Regions from separate parts of the Mus musculus genome. Here regions 2 and 3 are each linked to region 1. Evidence: chromatin loops called from intact Hi-C (ENCODE). Cell type or tissue: heart. All regions are shown on one strand.

Region 1 (8,000 bases):
GAGGTGTGTGCTGTCTTCCTCTTGACCTAGTATGAACCGTACTGAGGACTTTGGTCCCTGAGCTCTAGGTGGTGATCAGCTGTCCCAAATTAAGCCCCACAGGGCTCCCAACGCCGGTTCCTAAGTCTATAGTCCCAATGCACTTAGATTTACAATTGATGAAATTCTCATCTACTCTTACAGGAAAATAGTCCCACTGAAAACCCCTTATGCATTCCTATATGGTTTTCCAAAAAACAGCCCTAGAGAAAACTGACCATTTTACAGATCAGGAAACTGAGGCCTAGAGAAAACCCTCTGCTAGAGTCCAGTACTGTGAGACTGCACTTTCACCTTGAAGCATCCTCCCAACACATAAGACAGCTGAGATCCAGGCTTACCCACAGCCTGCTTCTCCCCAGCCCACAGCTCCTCACTTACCTGGTCCCCCGGCGTCAGGTACAGCCAGCTCAGACAGTTCCCCATGTGGATAGGAGAAGCAGTCCTAGCTCAGTGTTCTCCTCTCCCTCCCCTCTCTCCAGAACCCTTAGCTGAGGCTTTCAACCCCCACCCAAGCACTAGGACCCACCTCTCAGCAGCAGCCCCTTGGGTACCCACACCCTAGCTGCTGCTCCTAAAAGGCACTTAGGCTGAGGATACTTTGTTGCTCCCTGCCTCCAGCCCTCTCTTCAGATTCTAGCTGATGCTGCCACAGGCCTGACTGACCACTTCCATCTATCTGTCTGCCTGCTTATCCAAAGAGTTTGTCTTTCTAGCTTAGGATTGGTTTCACTGAGCCTGGCGTAATGCTGGTTGCCCATGGAGATGGTTAATGTGTATAAACTATGTATATCCCATCCGTGTGAAACTTGGAAGTTATCCCCAGAATAACCAGGAACCTGCCAGACCTGCTAACAGCATCTTTGTGGTCACACTAAAGAGGTTGGCAAGATGGGAGATCTCTAAGCCAGGAATTGAGGAAGGTAGGGGACCTTTTCCCACCCCAACCTCGGGCCCTTCACTGGCTCTCTGTCACCAAAGACTCAGCCCATGACTAAAAATAGGATGGGGGCTTGGGGGAGGGAGGAATAAGGGCAGGAACATGTAGTCTCAGAGGGGCCAGGAGCCAAGGATGATACAGCTCTGCAGTCACAGAGTAATAGCAAAGGAGTTCCTAAAGCGAAAGGGCTGGAAAGTGCCAAGGAAGGTGACAGAAAGGAAGTCTTAGCCCATCAGTGGGCTTGAGCCACAAAGGAAGCCTGGACCAGCAGTGTGAAACAGCAAGGAAGGGAAGCCAGGCCGCCACCAGAAGTCAGCACCTCTGTGGTCTTTGTAGCCAGCCTGGATAGAATATTTCAAAAACAAGAGCAAACAATGGGGCCAGAGAGATGGTGCCTCTGTTGAGAGGACCAGGGTTTGATTCCCAGCAGCCTTCAGGCAGCTTCCAACCATCCATAATGGAATCCAACGCCTCTCTCACAACCATTCATAATCCAAGGGGTCCAGCCTAAGCTACAGGAAGACTGTCTCACAAACAAACACAAACAAACTCAGGGATGAGAATGTAGCTGAGCTGTTAGAGTGCTTGCTCAGCATGCAAAGAGCCCTAAGTTGTATCTCGACCATTCCACAAACCCGCTGGGCATGCTTCTAATCTGAACACTTGGGAGGAAAAAAAAAAAAATCAAGATCATCTTCAACTGCATAGTGACTTTAAGGCCAGCCTGGGCTACATGAGACTCGGTCTCAAGAAAACAAACAAACAAACAAACAAGCAAAACTGATTAAAGAGATGGCTAAGTGGTTAAGAGTATTTACTCTTCCTGCAGAGACCCTCTGTTTGGTTCCCAGCACCTACATGATACCCCACAACTCTCTGTAATTCCAGCTTTAGGGGGATTCAACACCCTCTTCTGGTCTTCGTGGGCAACTTCACTCATGTATGCATACCCCTACACAGACACAGGATTAAAATACACACACCTCACAAACCAAACTGGACAAGAAAGAGCCCATTTAAACAATAAAACAGAGCTCGGTCTAGTGGCTAGTTCCAACACTAGGGAAGCAGAGGCAGTTGGATTTCTGTGAGTTCCAGGCCAGTCAGGACTACACAATGAGATCCTGTATCAAAAATGAAAGAAAGGAAAACAGCCAGGGCAGACCAAGGGTGACCATTTTTTCAAGAGGGAGTTGGTGACAGGCACAGGGGTAGAGGAAAAAGCCTGGTGCAGCAGGGGTGGGGGTCTCTCAAAGACCACACCTCCTGGACCTTCTTCCCTAATTTCCTCCAAGGCTTTAGGCAGACAGAAAACCCCCGTGGACCTGAGAGGCAGGTACAGTGCAAGTTGAGACAGAACGAGACTTGAAGGTATACCCTCCCATGAGGTTAGCACCTCAGAGAATGGGATAGGAAGGCAGGTGGCTAGTGAGGCCTTAAGAGTCCAGAGGGCTTTATCTTTCTTCCTCTTTAAAAGGTGGGGAAACCTAGCCCCCAGGCCGGCAACATCCAAGAAGGTTGAGACAGCATGGGATGCTTAGGGGTATGTTCCCCACCAGGCTTCACCCACCCTACAACCTGCTATACAAATGGCTCACCTGTGTGACAAAGAACTGATATAGCAGTCCTTCCCTCCTCTGGATTATCCAAGGCAACAGAGGTGCCCTGTTGCACCCCTAGTGAGACAGAGGGTTTTTCACTAAACAGTATATATATAAAAAAAAAAAAATAGGAGGCAGAGGCAGGCGGATTTCTGAGTTCGAGGCCAGCCTGGTCTACAAAGTGAGTTCCAGGACAGCCAGGGCTATACAGAGAAACCCTGTCTCGAAACACCACAAAAAAATAAAAATAAAAAATAAATAAATAAAAAATAAAAAATAAATTTTAAAAAATGTATGTGCATCTTTCTTGAAAGCGCCAAGGCTGTGTGTGTGTGGGACCTGGGAAACCCTGTTTCAGGGGAGGAGCCCGTATTCTGACACCTGGTAAAGGCTAGGATCGTCCTGGAAAAGCGCAGCTACCTTAATGGGTAGTAATGGCCCTGCCTACATCTATCAGGTCTCGCTTAAGGCCTCCCTCCAACTACATCACGCCTCTCTTTGGATCCCCAAATTGGAGCAGGCGTGATCAGCGTTACGAAAGGAGAAAGTACAGAAATCCGGAAGAAAAGGGACAGGGCAGGGAGAGAAAGGGTGGAAAGAAGGAACAGGAAACTGACCACCTTCAAGAATTTGGAAACCTCACCCCGCCCCCTTCCCTTCCTTGGCAGTGGACGGCCGACGATAGCTGCGTAGCGCCACCTGGCGGAAGGAAATGTGATTGCTCCATCGCGGGGCAGGACAGGGGCTGGAAGGTTAGGGGTGCGTGGGACACATCGCAGGCAGATAGATAGATCCACCTCATACTTCACTTCCTTAGTTTAGACCAGTTCCACTTCTGTGGGTTTGTTTGTTTGCTGGTTACACCACTCAAGCAGAGGAATGCAAGCCTTGGGGAATAATAGAAAGAGAAGACCTCTAATAGGACTCAGCTAGCTCTGCCCTTCACCCTGGGCCCTGGCACCCACTTCTCTAGAATGAGATTGGTCTAGGCAACCAAACCAAGTCCCCAGCCCTTGTGACCAAACATTTGCCAGCTACTTGGCGTTCCACACCGGCACTGGCAAGCACTGGGTAAACATTGCTCAGACCCAAGGAAACAGAGGTTTGTGTACCTTGGCCTGAGCAAGAGAGGTCCAGAGCTGGAGAAGCCCCTAAAGGATCATTTAAAGAAGCCTGAAGAGTCTTTTGTAATGTACTCTCTAGGATGCTCAGGATACATCTAGCAGGAGGTAGGAAGGACAGAGAACAAATGTAGCCGAGCAGAGAGCGTGAGAGCATTATGCTCACCCCAGGGGCAGTGGGGAGCCAGTGGGATATTGTACACCTGGGAATGACAAGGTCAGGACACTGATGTTTTGAAAGGTTAAATTTGTTGCAAATCACAGCCAAAATAGAGAGAGAGCTGAATATATGAATAAATAATACCTTTAGTCCTAGGGGGCAGGAGGTAGAGGCAGGCAGATCTACAGAGGCCAGCCTGGTCTACAGAGTGAGTTCCAGGACAGCCCGGGCTACACACAGAGAAACATTGTCTCTAAAAAAACAAACAAACAAACAAACAAACAAAAACAAAACAAAAAAAACCCAAACCAAACCAACTGAACAAAAAGAACTGGGAGAAAGGCAGCATTTTTGGGCCCACAAGATCGCTTGAGAGATAAGGCAGTCATATAACCTGAGTTTGATCCCTGGGACCCACAGAGTGGAAAAAGAGCCAACTCCTGCAAGATGACCTCTGGCAGCTACACAGGTGCCTTGGAAGACGTGTACCCACACCCCAAATAAATGAATAGATTAAAAACAAAGATAAACAAAAAGTGTAGAGCCGCTGATATAGCTCAGTGGGTAATGGCTGCAAATTTGTCCCCTGGGACCCACATGGTAGAAGGATAGGACCAATTCTAGCATGTTGTCTTCTGACCTCCGGAAGTGTGTACACACTCACAAGAAAGAAACAAAGACCTCAGCACTCGGGAGGCAGAGGCAGGCGGATTTCTGAGTTTGAGGCTAGCCTGGTCTACAGAGTGAGTTCCAGGACAGCTACACAGAGAAACCCTGTCTAAAAGAAAGAAAGAACGAAAGTACGAAAGTAAGAAAGAAAGAAAGAAGGAAGGAAAGAAAGAAAGAAAGAAAGAGAAGAGAAGAGAAGAAAAGAAAAAAGACAAAAAGAAAGAAAGAAAGAAAGAAAGAAAGGAAGGAAGGAAGAAAGAGAAGAGAAGAAAAGAAAAAAGACAAAAAGAAAGAAACAGGGCTGGTGAGATGGCTCAGTGGATAAGAGCACTGACTGCTCTTCCGAAGGTCATGAGTTCAAATCCCAGCAACCACATGGTGGCTCACAACCACCCATAACGAGATGTGACTCCCTTTTCTGGAGTGTATGAAGTCAGCTACAGTGTACTTACATATAATAAATAAATCTTTAAAAAAAAGAAAGAAACAAAGAGAACAAAAATAAATAAACAAAATGTAATTATAAAATGCAGGAGGCAAAGACAAAGCTCAGGAGTTATATGTGCTTGCTACTCTCTCAAAGGACCCGAGTTCAATCCCAGCACCCACATCACAACCACCTGTTGCTCAAGTCCCAGGAGATCCAATGACCTCTTCTAGCACCCAAGACACTGCCTGCACATGTTACGCTTGAATACGTGCAGGCAACACATATAATTTTTTAAATCTTTTAAAGGCGTGGAGCGCTGACCTATAGGGAGGAGGGCTCTCAGTTGGTAGGAGGACATAGTGGGTCAGGAGTGGCCTGAGTGGGGCAGCAGTCGGGGTCCACCTGTTCTTTGCCTTTGGGAAGTGGATCTAGAGGGGAGCTCACCACATGTTTACAGGGGAATTCCAACAGCAGATGGGGAGGGAGATTTGAGGAGTCCCAGCACTTAGGTCTGAGAAAAGACAGATGCTAGAAGTTTGGAGATGCAGCAGAGGGTGAGGGGTCTAGTTGTGTGAAGCTGGATGAAGCCCAAAGATGTGCATGCATGGGTGTGAGTGTGGTCTCTCTGTGTGTGTGTGTGTGTGTGTGTGTGTGTGTGTGTGTGTGTGTGTGTGTGTGTGTGTGTTCTGTCCCAAGCTAGTCTGGAAATTACTATGTTAATTATGCTGGTCTCAAATTCACAGCAACCACCCTGTCTCAGCCTCTCAAGTACAAGAATTATAGATCTGTGCTTCGATACACAGCTTGATCACATGGGACCAGAGCAAAAGACTGGAAATGCAGAGGAGAATGAGAGTCCGGGAGTGGGGGCTGCGGGGGGGGGGGGTTCCTTCAGAGTGGAAGCCTGGCTATAAAGGAAGCCGGCGCCTTCTGCTTGCTCTCCAGATGCTGACGGGAGGGAAAGGATTCAAGGAAATTCAGGCTTAAAACTAATACCAGAAAGTGGGCGAAATCCTGGTGTGCTGCCTGGGCCAGAGGCAAAGCTCACACTGCAGAAAAGTCTCAGCAATCAGGACAGAGGACAGAGTGAGGGCCACCTGAACACTCCACTCCCTAGTTTCTCCCTCCTGGATGCTTCGATGGTCTGGCCAGACCCAGGGGTGTCTTGCTCTGATCCCGGTAGAAGTTTGGTGGGTGGGTCATCATATTCGGGACCCTGAACACACATGAACAGGGAAGGGAACATACGGAGGAAGCAAGCCAAGGCCCCGGAAGCATCTCAGCTTTGCTCTCCGCACTGTGTCTGTCCCTAAGGACAAACGGATGAGCTGGTCTGGTCAGGGAGGGCTTCCTGACATTTGCCAGGGCGTAGGCGCGCAGCTATGTGCGCTCTGAAGCTAGATGCTAAGTACACAATGAGAAAAAGGGTCACACGCGGGGGCGCAGGAATCAGGTTGGTTTTATTGACCAGACCACGAGGCCTGACTGGAGCTTCAAGCTGTGCTCCTGCCTAGGTCAAGCATGGGGGCGCCATCGGTTCTTGGGCCTGACAGGATCGGCAAAGATGACTTGCTGCAGGAACCATGGCTGGGCACGAAGCGTCTCTCCGAAGGCTCTAGAAAGAACAAAGCAGGACTCTAGAGACAGGGGCAAGGCTCTCCATTCTGTCCTCAGGTTGATATGGAAGGAACTCTGGGAAATTCTCCTAACGTGATGGGAAACAGAATGGGTAGGGGGGGCGTAGTGGCCCACACATGTAAAATCAGCAACCAGGAAGATAGGGAAGCATAATATCAAAAGGGGGGGGCTGGAAAACAGGGTATAACTCAGTAGGCAGAGTGCTTGCTTAGCATATGTGACGTCCTGGGTTCCATTTCTAGTACCACGTAAACCGAGTGTGGTGGTGCACACTTGTAATCCTATCACTTGGTATGTGGGAGAAGGATCAGGAGGAGTTCAGCCTGAGCTACAAGAAAAAGGGAAAAAACAAAAACAACAACAACAAAAACCCACCAGTACCCATAGGCTCGCGGTCTTGTGTGGTCTAAGACCCCTGGAAATTCCCTTGCCAGATGCCACGCCCACCTCCTCTCTTTCCTACTTACCTAGCAGCGGGCTCCTCTGAGATCCAGGAGTGAAGGCTTAGCGACTGCTCCGGTTGGCGGACTCCCTCCAGGTCCCGCGGACTCCAGGGTGCATGGACGGGAAGCCCTGCAGGTGAGCTCCTGCTTCGTACCTCCCACAGCTCCTGCCCTGAGGAAGGAAGCAGGAGAGCGCCGCGGGCGACCGGTCCTGGGAGCCGGGAGAGGGGTCCAGCAGCCCCGCCCAGGGCACGGCGCCACTGGTAGGGCGAGCGGCGCAGCCCCATGAGCAGCCCGGAGGCACGACCCACTGTGTGATAGCGGGGACTCGCCACGTGCTTATACCAGGCGCTGGCGGGCAGCGGTAGCAAGAGCAGAAGCAGCAGCAGGGGCAGCAGGGGCCGGTTCCTGGGAGTCCCGGGCCCAGGGCCCCGCACTTCTCTGTTAGACGCCAGCGCGCTCACGTCAATTGCCCCTTGGAGGGTTAGGACAAGAACTGGGTTTATGTCTCCGAGAACGAGAACGTCGGAGCTCCAGAGGATGGAGAAGACCAGTCAGTTGGTGCGACTACAGCCTTTCAGTGGCCCCGCCCCGGATCGCCCCCGCCGCACATGTCGCACTCACCCAAGGGAGAGGAGGATGGAGAGGGAGGTGAAGAGGGAACCCAGGCAGCTAGAAGCCTCTCAATGAGTAGTTCGCAAGCTGGACTGTGTTTGAAGCTCTAGTGGGGGATCTCCTTGCTTACTCTTTCCTCGCCCCCAGAAAGGGAACTGTCAAGGAGGGAGTTCCGGTACCACGGTCTCAGAATACAAGAATGGGCTGCCAGGGGCAAAAGGATGCCCCCTTGGTAGGAGTTGCTTCAACTGGAGCACTTAAGGAGAGGAGACAGCAGAGTTCTGGTGGGCTAGCATAGGGCAGTTTTGCGCGTGGGGCCACTCTTCCCTGAGGGCTGTACCTCT
Region 2 (8,000 bases), 59 kb before region 1:
CTGTCACCTGCTGCCCCTATTGGTGTCAATGTACACTCAAATTCCTGCCCCCACCTAGCTTATAGGGTGCTAGGCACAGCCATTTTAGTTTACAGCATCTGTGTGTCTTCCCCCAAGAGGCTCATTAGCCATAGGACTATAAGACCACAGGATGATACTGCCATTCCTTAGTATAGACACCCAACAAGGGTAGTCTTAAAACCATGCTCTAGCCCTGTGGGATGGGATCAGCTGATCAGCCATCTATCCCTGTCCCCCAGAGACTCTTGGTGTACATGCTTTTCTTACTGGTGACGCTGCTGGCCAACTATGGGGATGCTTCTTGCCATGGTCACGCCTATCGCCTGCAGAGCGCCATCAAGCAGGAGCTGGATAGCCAAGCCTTTCTGGCCATCACCCGGTAGGGACACTCAGGACACATACATTCATGCACTGGGACAGGGTGGCACTTATGCCCACCAATGCCCACTTTTGTTTTGTCTTTAGTCCATCCCACCCTGTAGGGAATATTTGGAAGTGTCTAGAATCAAGGGTGTCCTACAATTCATGAGCCACATGTAACCTGGGGTAGCTATGAGTGAGTCCTAACACAGAATCATACATTTTCTATTTAAAGCATGAGATGTTTTATGGGTTTTTTTTTCTGTTGTTGTTATTTTTTATTTCTGATTCCGTTTAAATTCAGTTGTATAGCTCTCAAGCATGATCTTTATAGACAACAACATGTCACAATGTCATACAAAATGAACCCGTGTAATGGAAACCTCTGTGTGGCCCAGAGAAGCAAATGATGCCTGATCTAGATACTGCTTGGTGGTCAGAATCAGAAATGTGCTGGGATACCCAATGGGTAGGGAATTGGAACACTGCTTAGTCTTCTGTGGTACACAGCATATCAGGGCAATTATCTGTCCCAAATGACATCAGTCCAGAAGTAGGGAAACATGGGCCCAGCTTTATCCCTTCCTGCTGCTACAGCAGCACTTCCTGGACCCTGACAGCCTTGATCTCAGTTACTGACTATTGTTGGCAGGTCTGATGAGTTCTGGCCATGGATGTCACATGTGTTCTTGCCCTATGTCCATGGGAACCAGTCTAGCCCTGAGCTGGGCCCTCCACGGCTACGGCAGGTGCGACTGCAGGAAGGTAAGCTGGGGATGGTGGTCCATGTTCTGTCACCCTGCTGGGGATGGTGGTCCATGCTCTGTCATCCTTCTGCTTCCTTAGCAACCTGCAGCTGAGCTATTTGAACTCTACTTAACTGTATAACTTTTGTCCTCGTTAGTTTTCTTCTGTTGCCTTTTTTAAAAAAAGATTTATTTATTATTACATGTAAGTACACTGCAGCTGTCTTTAGACACACCAGAAGAGCGCATCCAATCTCATTACTGATGGTTGTGAGCCACCACGTGGTTGCTGGGATCTAAACTCAGGACCTTCAGAAAAGCAGTCAGTGCTCTTAATCGCAGAGCCATCTCTCCAGCCCCTTCTTTTGCTTTTTTATAACATCATAATTGCCTCATGGTTGGCTAGGAGATTTGGGGAGGTCACAGCACAGGACCTCCGCTCAGTTGAAGAGCGAGTCACCCATTGGGTATGTCCTGAGTCCTGGCTCTCTGCTTTCTAGCATTCTGCCCAGACCCTTCTAGCTCGGAGCACATGTGTTCAGCGGCAGGAAGCTTGAGCACCAGTGACTATGGCATTGGCTGGCAGAGTGTGGTGCAAAATGGCTCTGAGACATGGGCCTACTCTGCACCGGACCTGCTGGGGTGAGTAGAACAAGAGCCTAAGGCCCCACCTGGGTGACGTTCTCCAGAGAATCTTCTGGCCCCCTTGGGGGCATGCCTATCAGATACTCTCAGGACTAGGGAGTTTCCAACCCTGCCCTGTCTCCACAGCGCCTGGTACTGGGGCTACTGTGCAGTGTATGACAGTGGGGGCTACATACAGGAGTTAGGACTGAGTCTGGAGGAGAGCCGTGCACGACTGGGCTTCCTGCAGCTGCACAACTGGCTTGACAGCAGGTGGGTGCTGAGTTGGGAAATGGGTAGGAAAGTAGCCACTCCCTTGGCAGGCTCTGAGCCTCACTTGTAGCCTGCTGCCCCCATGCCTAGCCCTGAATCCCCTGTGCCCCTCCCTCCCTCCCTCCGGTGTCTCCCGTGTCCTGTATCCTATGCTCCTGTGCACACGGCCCCTCATGCTGACAGCACCCTCCATGCAGGAGCCGTGCAGTGTTTGTAGAACTCACCCGCTACAGCCCTGCTGTGGGGCTCCATGCTGCTGTTACACTGCGCCTCGAGTTCCCTGTAGCCGGCCATGCACTGGCTGCCTTCAGTGTCCGCCCATTTGCGTTACGGCGACTCAGCACTGGCCTGTCTCTACCACTGCTCACCTCGGTATGCCTTTCTACTTGACATCTTTCCTCGGGATCCTGATCATGCCCACAGGAATCTGAACACTTGACAACACCCGTCACGTATCTCCTTTCAACCTCCTCCCCCCACCCCCAGGTGTGCTTGCTGCTGTTTGCCCTATACTTTTCCATGGCCGAGGTGCAGACCTGGCGCAAAGATGGGTGTGCGTGCACAGCAAGGCCTGACACCTGGGCACGGTGCCTACTGGTGATACTGACAGCAGCTACAGGGCTTGTACGCCTGGCCCAGCTGGGCATTGCTGATCGCCAGTGGACCCATTTTGTGCAGGACCATCCACGCCACTTCACTAGCTTCGACCAAGTGGCTCAGCTGGGCTCTGTGGCCCGTGGCCTGGCAGCTTCACTACTCTTCCTGCTTTTGGTCAAGGTGAGGTCAAAGGTGGGGTCTGGTGGTGACTAGGATCAGACTGCCATGGCTGGGGAGAAAGCTGACTGCCTCCTATCCACAGGCTGCCCAGCAGCTGCGGTTTGTGCGCCAGTGGTCTGTTTTTGGCAAGACATTGTGTCGGGCCTTGCCCGAGCTCATGGGAGCCACCTTGGGCCTGGTGCTGCTTGGTGTGGCCTATGCACAGATGGCCATCCTGGTAGGTCGCTGTTTGTGGTATCCCAGGGAAGGGCCTCCCCCAGGCTATGCCTTCACCTGCATCTCTTTTTCCATAGCTTATTTCCTCTGGTGCTGACACTCTCTACAACATGGCCCGTGCCTTCCTGGTGCTGTGCCCTGGGGCGAGGGTCCCCACTCTGTGCCCTTCAGAGTCCTGGTACCTGTCCCCTCTGCTGTGTGTGGGGCTCTGGGCTCTGCGAGTGTGGGGTGCCCTGAGGTTAGGGGCTATCCTCCTGCGTTGGCGGTACCACGCCTTGCGTGGCGAGCTCTACCGCCCAGCATGGGAACCCCAGGACTATGAGATGGTGGAGCTTTTCCTGCGTAGGCTTCGGCTCTGGATGGGCTTCAGCAAGGTCAAGGAGGTGGGTACGGCCCAGTGGGGGGGAGAGGGACACACCCTGGGTCTCGCGAGCCCAGGGTGCAGCCGGACTGACCGAGCCCCTGTGCCGCCCCCAGTTCCGCCACAAAGTCCGCTTTGAAGGAATGGATCCACTGCCTTCCCGCTCATCCAGGGGCTCCAAGTCATCCCCAGTTGTGCTCCCACCTAGCTCAGGCTCAGAAGCTTCACACCCATCCACCTCGTCCAGCCAACCAGACGGGCCGAGCGCCAGCTTAAGCCGCTCGACGCTGAAGCTGGAACCAGAGCCCTCTCGCCTCCATGCTGTGTTTGAAAGTCTGCTTGTCCAGTTTGACCGACTCAACCAGGCCACAGAGGACGTCTACCAGCTGGAGCAACAACTCCAGAGCCTTCAAGGCCATGGGCACAATGGACCTCCTTCCTCTCCCTCCCCTGGCTGCTTCCCAGGCTCTCAGCCAGCTTTGCCCAGCCGCCTTTCTCGGGCCAGTCAGGGGCTGGATCAGACTGTAGGCCCCAACAGGGTGTCCCTGTGGCCTAATAACAAGGTCCACCCCAGCAGCACTTAGGCCCTAGGGGTCTTGGCCATTCCCTTCCCTGGGAATGCCTGAGCTTCACACTGGCCTCTCAGAGCCAGGGTGGACACCACTCAGTATTACCTTCTGCTGCCCTCTAGGTTGGGCCAGGCAGAACGGCTGCATGCCAGTTCTTTTGGGTACAGGTATTGCTGCCTTCCTTACCTGTCCACATATGGGGCTTCTGCACTTTAAAAAGGCTGTGTGGCCAGCCAGGACCCAGGGTCCCCTCCCCACAGGAGGACACAGCAGTATTGGACCAAGTGAGTACCCAGCCTCCAAGATGCTAATTTATTCGCCCCCCCTCCCCCCAAGTCCTCAGGTTCAGCGGGCTGCGCCCAGCTCTACCCCTAGGTGGCCATCTCCTCTTGCTAAAAATCTAAGCTGGAGGGAGGGCTAAGCTACACTTCTCCTTTATCCGTCCCCTAAGTTATTACCTCTCTTGTTTCTGCAGCATACTTGCCCTCTAGCTACCATCTGCTTTCTATGTCCACCATCAATAATTTATATGGGGTTAAAATGTATATATTTTTGTATGTCAGTATTTTCTACTTGGGCTGAAAATGGGTCCATTGTTACCCAGGGCAGGGGTACAGGGGAAGCTGCAGCTATTACTGGATCCGAGTCTGGCCTCGGGCAGGTGCTGGACAGCAATTGGGGCCACCGTGGCCTTGTTTTCCTCCCTTGTCTGGGGCCAGGCAGCACGCAGATCTGCTGGTTTCAGATCTGAGCAAGGGCAGGACTACTGTGGGATGAAAGATGCCAAGAAGTTACTGGACAAGCCCACCAATGGGGCTTGCCCCCATGGCGGGTGGGGGAAAGAGAATGTATGTGATGGCACCTGCCTGCTTCTGTGGGCTCATCTGCAGCTCTAGCCTGGATTCTGCCCCAACCCCAAACAGACAAGACAAAGTCAAATAAAGAAGCTGTCTGACTGCTGTCTGTGCTGCTCTCTGAACTCCACGGGCCAGATGTGCGTGTGCAGTTTATTTCATGTAGGAGTACAGTCAGGATAGCTACATGGCTGGCCACAGGACTCTAGTCATGGATCTGCTGGCCTCACACAAACTCTGTGAAGTCATCCACGGAGGAAATGAGGCGCTTCCGCTGGCCTGTTTCATAGGTGGGTGTAGCCTCAGGGGCTTGAGCTGGGGCTTTGGTGTGGGCTGGAGGGTGCATCAGAGGCAAGCTTGGGTTGGAATAGTGCACCTCTTCACGGATCTAGAGAGAGAGAAAGCTCTGGCAGTGAGTCCGGAAGTTCTGTTCAACCAGACTCAGACATCGCATCTCTGAAGCCTGTCCTCCCTACCCTCTGGCGGAGACGCTTAATGTGGCGGAGTCTTGCGATCCACTTGGAGGGATAGATGTCAGTGGGGTTGGATCGGCTGTGGTGTACCTGTGAGGCCATCTGGAGGTGACAGAGCAGGATGGTGACAGTGAGCTCCATCACAACAGGGAGCGCCCACACGACTATCTCCCCAGGCTGCCGCCACCACTCACATTTGCATGCAGGGCCATCTGTCGGGCCACAAAGGACAGGTTGCGGTCAGACACAATCTTGGCCACACTGGTGTCCACGAGGCCTTCCATGTCTGTGGAGACACAATGCTCATACCCAGCTCAGGCCAAAACTGCCACCCTACCCAGCCTGGGCCTCACCTTTCCTGCACTGCAGGGTCAATAGGTTGCACTTGTAGTCCAGCGGTGTGATGATCACATGGACAAAGTTGAACTGGCCCTGCCCAAAGGAGAGGAAAGTCACCCGGCATGAGCATGTGCTGAAGGCCACGCTGCTTCCCCACTTGCCTTTGACATCTCTGGCTAAACATGCAGGTTTATGTGTTTAGCATAAAACATACACCCTGCCTTGCAGGCTTCCGACTGTGCCTAAGGACAGAGCTGAGGGTGTTCTCCCAGGACGATACTGCCCATGGGCCCTTACACTAGCTTCCCAGAGCCCTGCCTCATCTCCTCTCAGTTGTGATACGTGCAGACCCAAGTGTGCTACAATGTGTCCAACAAGGACCCTTAAAAGCCACTGTAAGCAGACAGTACACTCCTGTTGAGCACTGTACACCCACCAGGACATATTCACCTAGTTAGTCTTGAGGGCCACAGCTCATCCTATATATGAAGGAAGGTTTTGTGATCATGTCTCCTGTGTCTCTGATAGCCTGTCCCAGTGCATGGGGCTCCCAAAAGTGTACCCTCCCAAGACACTCAAGGCCACTTCAAAATACATCAGCAGGCATTTTTGTAGACCGCCTGGGCTGCTGCTGAGTCTGGTGATGGCAGTGGCAGAGCACAGCCATTGCCTAGGCAATCGCACATGGAAATCTCACTCACCTTAATGGTGCCCAGTTTGAAGTCCTCACCAGAATCATTGTAGATGATAGAAACAAAGTCATTGCCCAGGTGCCGTTTCTTGTCACAGCGGTGCTTGTCCACATCCTTGGTGGGCATCAGGGTGGCAATGTGGAAAACAGCTGTAGAGTGGGTGACACTGGACTGGGTGCCAGGACAGGACACCAAATGCTGGACTTTAGGGCCCAGGCTCAGACCTCTGTATCCCTCCAGATTTCCTGATTTTTTTCCAGAGGCAGGGCTTGGAAGCAGGCCTACCTAGAGGAGTACACACCTTGCATGATGTCATCATGCCAGCAGTAGGTGAACTGTCCATCCTCGCCACATACATCCAGTCCACCTAAGTACACCTTGTCTGGTTGGCAGTCCTTGAGCTCAATAAGCCGACCCAGGCCTGTCAGAAACTCCGTGTACCTGTAAGAGCCATGCTCATTTGACAGGATGGCCAGCTCACTGCTGCTCTGTGGGGAAATCCAGGGAATGAGAATAGTTAACAGTTCAGAGTCACCTGGCAGGCTCGGCACGGATGGAAAGCCATCCCCCACTCAATACTGTCATGCTTACAGCTGTCCAGTCTATAGACCTGGGTGCCACCTGGCCTCCCTCCCTTCTCTACCCGTAATACATTCAGCTAGCAAAATCAACATACCCAGAACCTTAGCACTGCTTCATATCCTTGCAACCAAACCCAATCCTATTCCTCTCGCTAGGATAGTGATCACCTAACTCCATCAAGGCACTACACAGCAGAGGGATACTTTTCAAAATGCCGGCATTAATAACGGTGGCTCAAAGTAGTCCAGGGTCCCTACCTCATAAGAAAAGTATGGCTCATGTTTATATATTGGGCTGTGAGATTGTCCATGATGACCCTCTGTCCTGCCACTTAGCTACACTCATTCAGTGGCCCATCCTGGGACCTCAGAACTCTGCTATTGCATGTATGCACCCTGCAGTTCTCACAGCTCTGCATATCAACCCATTGGCCTGTCATGGCTGTGTTTCTGGCTCAGGACTCAACAAGCTCCCAGTCCTCCAAAGTATCAAAGAATCAGAGACTGAACTCTGACCTACTGCTGAGCCTCAGTAGTCCTATGCTGACCCCAGGGCCTTACCTGGCCTTCTCCCACATACAGGACAGCAATCTTGTGAGTGTCATAGGATGGAATCTGGTCAAGCAGCTGTACTGACCGTTCAAAGGACTGCAGGCACACAGAGTCTATGTGAGTTCAGGGCAGACACTACCCTGCCACCAGCCACCAACCCAGACAGCTACATAGCACCAGTCCTCAGGATGATTGTCTCCACCCAAGAGGGGACAGACCCTCTGTGACCCCACCCCTACTGTGGCAGAGAGAAGGCCGGCCTACCTCATTGGGCAATAGGATGGGCTTATTGGACTCATCACCAAAAAAGGGCGAATGGTAGAGCTGTAGGAACACAAAGCTACAGAGAAAGCATTGGTCAGGGCGGGGCCGATGGCAGGACCTAAACTCTACGGCCAAGGACCCACCCTCCTTATGGCTCCCACCAGCTACAGGAAGACACAATTCATGACTGCCTGTTCTCCCGTGCAGTGTATGGGAGCTCCAGCCAAGAAGAAAGTGTATCCCCTGGAGTTGGTAGCAACCTGGGATTTGTGCCCACCTAGGGTTGATGCCTGGCACC
Region 3 (8,000 bases), 110 kb before region 1:
GCCAAGACTATCCAGAGAAACCCTGTCTTGGAAACAAACAAGATGGCAAGGGTGCTGGTATTTTCCCTGGTGATAGAGTGGGTCTGTGTCTCCTCCCCTTGAACCTGGGCAGAAGTGATCCCAGATTCTTGCACCCTGAGACAGTGGTTTTCAGGATCTGGGTACCATGATGAGAGAACACTCAGGCTGAGTACACAGGAGCCCAGGAGATGATGCCATATACAAGAGGGTTTCACTATGAAGACCAGACTGGCCTCAAGCTCACAATCTTCCGGCCTCAAGCCTTCCAAGTGCTGCAATTCTAGCAGGCCGCCATGTTCCTCTAGAGGCGAGCCTTTTAAAACCATAGTTTCCTAAGCATTTGGGAGATGTTTGTTACATGGCAATAAATGAGTAATTGCAGCTCAGAGCAAGCTTGAGGCTAGGAGCCAGTTGGGTAAGAAAGGATGTGACAGCCTTAGTCTGGCTTTAGAGCCCTCCAAACTTTGAGATCTTCAAACTTGAGCACAGCTTGTAGGGACCAGTCCCTGAACTGGCCCCCTGGAAAGTGTGGTCCAGACTTCAGCCTTAGAATACAAAGAAGATGAGGTGCAGCACATGTCCTTGTCTCCAAGTGAGTGGAGCCACCCAGGTCTCGCTGAGCCCTTGCCCTTGGTCTCTCATGCCTCTCAACTCCTGCAAACTTCTAATTGGTCTTCCTGGGAGATGCCCTAATATAGCATGTCCAGGGAGTCCCAGCCTAGCCTGTCTCTCTCATTCCCCCTAGGCTTTTAGCTTTACCCCAAGCCCAGAGTCTGGACTACGCTGGAGAACAGGCAAGAATGCGAGCCATCTCCTTGACCTTGCAGGTTCTGCTTAGAACCTTGCTCCTCACACTCCTGCCCCTGCTTCCTGCACCTGGATGTTCTCCAGTGCCCCCCCCCTCACACTCCTGCCCCTGCTTCCTGCACCTGGATGTTCTCCAGTGCCCCCCCTCACACTCCTGCCCCTGCTTCCTGCACCTGGATGTTCTCCAGTGCCCCCCCCTCACACTCCTGCCCCTGCTTCCTGCACCTGGATGTTCTCCAGTGCCCCCCCTCACACTCCTGCCCCTGCTTCCTGCACCTGGATGTTCTCCAGTGCCCCCCCTCACACTCCTGCCCCTGCTTCCTGCACCTGGATGTTCTCCAGTGCCCCCCCTCACACTCCTGCCCCTGCTTCCTGCACCTGGATGTTCTCCAGTGCCCCCCCTCACACTCCTGCCCCTGCTTCCTGCACCTGGATGTTCTCCAGTGCCCCCCCCCAGCTTCTGTACCCAGCTGGGAGCAGACCCTTGTGCTGCCCACTCTTTTCCCCTCTGGCTAGGATTGAGCAGCAGAAAGTTAGCCTGGGCTGCAGGGGTCCTTTGGGAAGCAGAAGCAAAGCCCCCAACACTTGTGTTCTCAGAGAAATCAACCCTGTGCAACTCAGCTGCCTGCTATCTCAATGCCAGAGGGCAGAGGTCCCTTTCTTGCTGTGTGACCCTGGGCATTTGGCATCGTCTCTCTGGCCCTAACTTCCTGTTCCATAAAATGTGGGGGAGGATTTGCTCTCCAAGGGCCCTTCCTGCTCAAACACCTTATGTTCTATGAAATCCTTGTGAAAGTTGCCATGGAAACGTCAGAAGAACTGCAACAGCTCTGAATTGTATGAGAGAGGAGAGAGAGAGAGAGAGAGAGAGAGAGAACACTGAGTCACCCTAGAAAAGAGGTGATGTCAGAGACTCTGGCACCCAGATGTAAACGGTCCAAATATATTCCAAATTTATTTTTCTCTTGAAAAGATACTCCCAGGAGTCTACTCATCTTGGTGGCCCTAATTTGGTATCCCTCGTGTCCTGCTGGCTGGCAGTAACAGGTGAGTTGCTCCTTTGGAGGTTAAGACCACGGTGCCTTATGAGGCAGAGGCGCTCACCACACTCGAGATGTGCACAGCCACAGCCAGAGGACTGGAGTGGAACTGAAGCAGAGCTGCACTTAGCAGGACGGGATTCTATCCTGAGCACTGAAAATAAAACCCACATTCTCTGTGTTCTTGGGGGCCATGGTCCCTAAGTCTGTACTCCTATGGAGTCAGGGACCAGTTCTCAGCAGTTGGCTCTCAGTTCCTGAGTGGGACCCTCTTGTCAACAGAGGAGCCTGAGTGGGGTCTTATGGATCCACATTCTCAAACAACATAGGAGATAGAAGCATTATCACAAACTGACCAAATAGTTCTTTGCTTTACCACATAATCCCTAGAGCCAACAATGACTGGCTTCTCTAGGAATGGTGTCTTCTCTTTTTTTCTTTACAGGGGGAGAAGGGAGGTGCTTTTTGATACAGGGCCTATGTTGCCTGGCTTTGTCAAAAATAGTTTTATGGATATGTAGGTAATATAATACCCGAGAATTGCATATGTTTAAAGTATACGAGTTGAAGAGCTAGGGAGATGGCTTAATGTGCACTGTGTAAACCTAGCAAACTTAAGGACCTGAATTCTGACCCCAGCACCCATATTAAAGGGGGAGGGGGAGGGGGGCTGACTCAGCACTATGTGTCTGCTGTAACCTTGGAGCTCACAAATGGAAATAGGGGGATTCCAGGGACTCAGTGGTAAGCTAGTCTGGCTAAAACATTAAGCTCTAGGTTCAATGAGAGACTGTCTCAAAAACTAGGATAGGCCGGGTGATGGTGGCGCACGCCTTTAATCCCAGCACTTGGGAGGCAGAGGCAGGTGGATCTCTGAGTTCGAGGCCAGCCTGGTCTACAGAGTGAGTTCCAGGACAGCCAGGGCTACACAGAGAAACCCTGTCTCGAAAAGCCAAAAAACCAAAAAACAACAACAATAAAAACAAACAAAAAACAAAAACAAACAAAAAAAAACCAAACCTAGGATAGGACGGGAGAGATGACTCCAAGCTTAGGAACACTTGCTGCTCTTACAAAGGACCTGGGTTCCATTTCCAGTAGTTTACAGGGGTCTGTATTTGCTTTTCCAGAGGATTCACCGCCCTCTTCTGGCTTCTGTGTGCACTGCATGAATGTGATACACTTCCATACATGCAGGTAAAACACTCATACACATAGAATAAAAACAAATAAATAATTAAAAAATAGTAATAGCCGGGCGTGGTGGCGCACGCCCTTAGTCCCAGCACTTGGGAGGCAGAGGCAGGCGGATTTCTGGGTTCGAGGCCAGTCTGGTCTACAAAGTGAGTTCCAGGACAGCCAGGGCTACACAGAGAAACCCTGTCTCAAAAAACAAACAAACAAACAAACAAACAAACAATAATAATAATAATAATAATAATAATAATAATAATAATAATAATAACAAGCTTGGTAGTGGTGGCACATAACTTTAATCCTAGAACTCAGGAGGCAGAGGTAGAGGTGGACAGATCTCTGTGAGCTCATGGCCAGCCTGGTGCACCTAGTTCCAGGACATAGTGAGACCCTGTGAGGGGGTTGGGAGGAGGTGGCAGTGCTAGGGGGATGCAAGCAGCAGAGGCGTGTCCATATGCACACATGCACTTATGCACACATGCACACACCACACATATGCACACAAGGAGAGCATACAGTTTAATAATATGGAGCTTTCTCATCTGGGCATAACATGGCCATCACAATCTTGAAGTCAAAGCAGCTATGATTATCGTCAGGAAACGCTCACAAGACTGGGTCCCTATACCACTTCCTCCTGAGAGGCGCTGGGGAGAGCTTCCACAAGACACACACAGTCCCTCATATTCTGGGAGAAAAGACTCTTACTCTTTCTTACAGGGGCACAGTTACCTTTAAGTTGCTCGTGGTCTATTAGTAACCACAGTTACATTTATTGATCCCACCCAGCTAGACTTGGGGGGAATCCTGTGTCTGTCTATTACTACCCTCCCTATCTGAGGTGTAGAAATAGAGTCCTGGGCTGGAAAGATGGCTCAGTGGTTAAGAGCGCCGACTGCTCTTCCAAAGGTCCCGAGTTCAAATCCCAGCAACCACATGGTGGCTCACAACCATCCATAACGAAACCTGATGCCCTCTTCTGGAGTGTCTGAAGACAGCTACAGTGTACTCACATAATAAATAAATAAATCTTTTAAAAAAATTGTTAAAAAAAAAAGAAAAGAAATAGAGTCCCCAGGGAAAGTCAGGCCACAGAAATGTTTTAGTATTTTTATTTTATTTTATTTTTATTTTTAGTATTTTTATTTTTATACATCCATGAAACCATAGTGAGAATACATCAGCCAAGACAAAAGCATACCTGATCCTCATTGTCACTTAGTATTGGGATGTATAGCTTTGTAGAGACCTTCTGTCTGTGGAGAACTCCTAGGCCTTCCTGCTCAGGTGGGAGTTCCTGGTTTAGGGTGGCCTTGGAGAGCCTCGGTGGTGTGTCTGTAGCCTCCAAGACCAGGAGTAAAGAGCACAAAAGAACCTCTAGGGGCGCTATTGCACTAGGCCTTGCTCTGCGTGCTAAAGTGGGTATTGTCTGCTGCCTTGCTGTTACCTAAGAATTTCTTCTGACCTTGTGGAATATCTGCATTCTAGAATATACTTAATAGCTCTGTTATACATTCATATTGATTGGTCTCCATCTCAGAAATCTGCCTGCCTCTGCCTCCCAAGTGCTGGGATTAAAGGCGTGCGCCGCCACACCCTGCCAGCCTGGTCTTAAACTCCAAGATTTGTCTATTTCTGCCTCCTGAGGGCTGGCCTATTTTCTTGTATGGCATGAATACTGTGATCCTAGTTCATGTTTTCCTGTTGTTCCTGTGTTTGTGTGTGTATGTGTTCAATTTATGTGTATGTGTGTTTTGCTAGCATTTATGTCCATGTACGATATATGTCCCACAAGGTCAGAAGAGAGTGTTGGATCTCCTGAAACTGGAGTTACAGACCATGGTGAGCCACTGGATGGGTCCTCTGGAAAAGAGCCGGTGCTTTTAACCTCTGAAACATCTTTCCAGCCACTCATTTTGTGTGTTTTGTTGGCCCTACTGATCTGCTCTTTCTCTTCCTTCCTTCTTTTTCTGGTTTGAATATTTTCCTGAACTGATCGGGTTTTCTTGTTTCTTTGTTTCCCTTTCTGGTTTCTTTTATATTATTAGTTACTATGGTTTGTTTATCTATCTATCTATCTATCTATCTATCTATCTATCTATCTATCTATCTATCTATTTTAAAACCCCGATATTTTGGGTATGGTGGCACACAGCTGTAATCCAAGTATCCTGAAGGCTGAGAGAGGAGAATGGCTACAAGCACGGACTGAGCTGTAAAGTGAAACTTTGCTTCAAAAAAAAAATTACCAGCTGTAGCTGTTTATGCCTTTAATCCTAGCCTTGGGAGGTAGAGGCAGGCTGATCTCTAAGTTTAAGGCCAGAGTGGTCTACAGAGAAAGTTCCAGGACATCCAGGGCTACATAGGGAAACTCAGCTCAAAAAGCCAATAATAATAATAATAGTAGTAGTAGTAGTAGTAGTAATAGTTAATAGAGCCAGGCATGGTGGCACATGCCTTTAATCCCAGCACTTGGGAGGCAGAGGCAGGCAGATTTCTGAGTTCGAGGCCAGCCTGGTCTACAAAGTGAGTTCCAGGACAGCCAGGGCTACACAGAGAAACCCTGTCTTGAAAAAGCAAAAGAAAAAAAAATTAATAGAATCTAGACGTACATAATATACTATGCCTTTAATCCCAGCACTTTGCAAAGGCAGGTGGATCTGAGTTCAAGACCAGCCTTGTCTACAGAGCTAGTTCTAGGACAGCTAGGATGACACAGTGAAATCTTATATGTGTATAAAACAAAACTAAAAGTGTCTGTGTAAAAAAAATAATTCAATTGTTTGGATTTTTTTTGTTTTGTTTTGTTTTTTGTTTTTCGAGACAGGGTTTCTCTGTATAGTCCTGGCTGTTCTGGAACTCACTCTGTAAACCAGGCTGGCCTCAAACTCAGAAATCCACCTGCCTCTGCCTTCTGAGTGCTGGGACTAAAGGTGTGTACCACCACGCCAGACCCTCTTTTTTTTTATTTTTCTTAAATGTGATTTTCTACTTTCTTTTCAAAATGCCTTCTTTCTTTCTTTCTTTCTTTCTTTCTTTCTTTCTTTCTTTCTTTTTTTTGATTTATTTATTTTATTTATATGAGTACACTATAGCTGTCTTCAGACACACTACAAGAGTGCATCAGATCTCATTACAGATGGTTGTGAGCTACCATGTGGTTGCTGGGAATTGAACTCAGGACCTCTGGAAGAGCAGTCAGTGCTCTTAACCACTGAGCCATCTCTCCAGTGCTAAATTCCATTTCTTTATTATGATGATGATGATGTGTGAGAATGTGTATGATGTGTGTGGGTATTTGTGTGAATGTCAGAAGACAGCTTCATGGAGTCAGTCTGTCTCCCCACCTTTATATAGGTCCTAGGGATCAAACTAGAGTCACCAGGCTTGTGTAGGAATGCCTTCACCTGCTGAACAGTCTTGTAGGCCCTAAAAGACGTATAATTTTTTCGAAAGAAAAAAAAAAAAGCCAGTCTTGTCTACACAGTGAGCCAATACACAGTGAGACCCTCTTTCTTTCTTTCTTTCTTTCTTTCTTTCTTTCTTTCTTTCTTTCTTTCTTTCTTTCTTTCTTTTTTTTTTTTTTTTTTTTTTTGGTTTTTCGAGACAGGGCTTCTCTGTGTAGCCCTGGCTGTCCTGGAACTCACTTTGTAGACCAGGCTGGCCTCAAACTCAGAAATCCACCTGCCTCTGCCTCCCGAGTGCTGGGATTAAAGGCGTGCATCACCACGCCTGGTTAAGATGTATGGTTTTTAAGACAAAACAAAACAAACAAACAAACAAACAAAAAACAAACCATACTTATTAGGCTAGAGAGATGGCTCAATGGTTAAGAGCACTTACTGGTCTTGCTGGGTTTCTGGTTTGGTTTCCAGCATCCACATCAGGTAGCTCACAGACAATGATAACTCTAGTTTCAGAGGTCTGACGCCTTCTGGCCTCTTTGAGCAAACTACAGGCACACCTATACATAAATCAATACATCTTTTAAAAACTTAGGGGACAAAATGATGGCTTGGCAGTTAAGATCACTGGTTGTAGTCAGGCAGTGGTGGCACACACCTTTGATCACAGCACTTAGGAGAGGCAGAGAAACCCTGTCTTTAAAAAAAAAAAGGCTGGGCACTTGTGGCACTCACCTTTAATCCCAGCATTTAGGCAGAGGCAGAGGCAGGTGGATTTCTGAGTTCAAGGCCAGCCTGGTCTACAGAGTGAGTTCCAGGACAGCCAGGGCTACACTGAGAAATTCTGTCTCAAACAGCAAACAAACAAAAAAGTATGCTCTTGCAGAGGACTTGAATTTGGTTCCTGCACACTGACTTCAATTTTGGAGGATCAAATGATTCTTTTGACCACTGTGGGTACACTGAGGTCTGAGTACACACACACACACACACACACACACACACACACACACACACACACACACACAAATCATAAATTAAAAAAAAAAAAACAGAAAATAGCGGGGCGTGGTGACACATGCCTTTAATCCCAGCACTCGGGAGGCAGAGGCAGGTGGATTTCTGAGTTCAAGGCCAGCCTGGTTTACAGAGTGAGTTCCAGAACAGCCAGGGTTACACAGAGAAACTCTGTCTCAAAAAAACTAACCAACCAACCAACCAAACAAACAAAAAAACCCAGAAAACGTACTGTCTGGAAATGGGATGAAAGGCATGCAGTATCATATCCAACCATAGCCACTTTCAGGTCATTTAGAGATGATTAGTCTAGGGCTGCATGACATGCTTCTTTAATCCCAGTATTCCAATTCCAGGCCAGACTGGTCCACATAAGGAGATCCATAAAGAGGGGGTAGAAGCTGGGTATAGTGGCACACACCTTTAATCCCAGCGCTTGGGAGGCAGAGGAAGGTGGATCTCCAGGAGTTTGAGGCTAGCCTGATCTACATAGTGAATTCTAGGATAGCCAGAG

What was found. Peaks named below come from ENCODE experiments on the same cell type or tissue, not always from the same donor. Only the 100,000 strongest peaks of a DNase experiment are listed, where the experiment ranks them.
Region 2: a loop joins it to region 1, with 2.5 times the contacts of the local background. A loop is called at or near these places in 3 of 42 quality-filtered maps.
Region 3: it touches region 1 in a loop (5-fold over the local background); 29 of 42 quality-filtered maps call a loop at or near these places.

What each region holds. Positions count from the first base shown.
Region 1 is chr17:24,650,930-24,658,929 of GRCm38, forward strand. It overlaps Npw (neuropeptide W), which reads right to left and starts at 7,623. Exons shown (of 2, transcript NM_001099664.2): 1 at 7,066-7,623; 2 at 6,400-6,575. The coding sequence starts at 7,496. The coding sequence ends at 6,476. In heart, CTCF peaks have their summits at 3,288 (motif pointing left) and 3,491; DNase peaks (open chromatin) are centred at 3,242 and 3,602; H3K4me3 peaks cover 2,226 bases; H3K27ac peaks cover 831 bases; H3K27me3 peaks cover 4,368 bases.
Region 2 is chr17:24,591,578-24,599,577 of GRCm38, forward strand. It overlaps Pkd1 (polycystin 1, transient receptor poteintial channel interacting), which reads left to right. Exons shown (of 46, transcript NM_013630.2): 38 at 261-400; 39 at 1,034-1,146; 40 at 1,628-1,769; 41 at 1,899-2,024; 42 at 2,222-2,396; 43 at 2,511-2,801; 44 at 2,884-3,018; 45 at 3,095-3,400; 46 at 3,495-4,937. The coding sequence ends at 3,962. It overlaps Tsc2 (TSC complex subunit 2), which reads right to left. Exons shown (of 42, transcript NM_001286713.1): 34 at 7,980-8,000; 35 at 7,703-7,778; 36 at 7,448-7,534; 37 at 6,607-6,793; 38 at 6,315-6,454; 39 at 5,628-5,706; 40 at 5,469-5,560; 41 at 5,278-5,376; 42 at 4,239-5,189. The coding sequence ends at 5,028. Among named protein-coding and RNA genes, the nearest start is that of Tsc2, 37 kb to the right of the region's middle. In heart, a CTCF peak has its summit at 4,307; DNase peaks (open chromatin) are centred at 3,614, 4,704, 5,094, 5,354 and 4 weaker places.
Region 3 is chr17:24,536,135-24,544,134 of GRCm38, forward strand. It overlaps Gm33508 (predicted gene, 33508), which reads left to right. Exons shown (of 3, transcript NR_169077.1): 2 at 1,802-1,875. Among named protein-coding and RNA genes, the nearest start is that of Gm33508, 6.2 kb to the left of the region's middle. In heart, CTCF peaks have their summits at 3,021 (motif pointing left) and 4,451; a DNase peak (open chromatin) is centred at 4,447.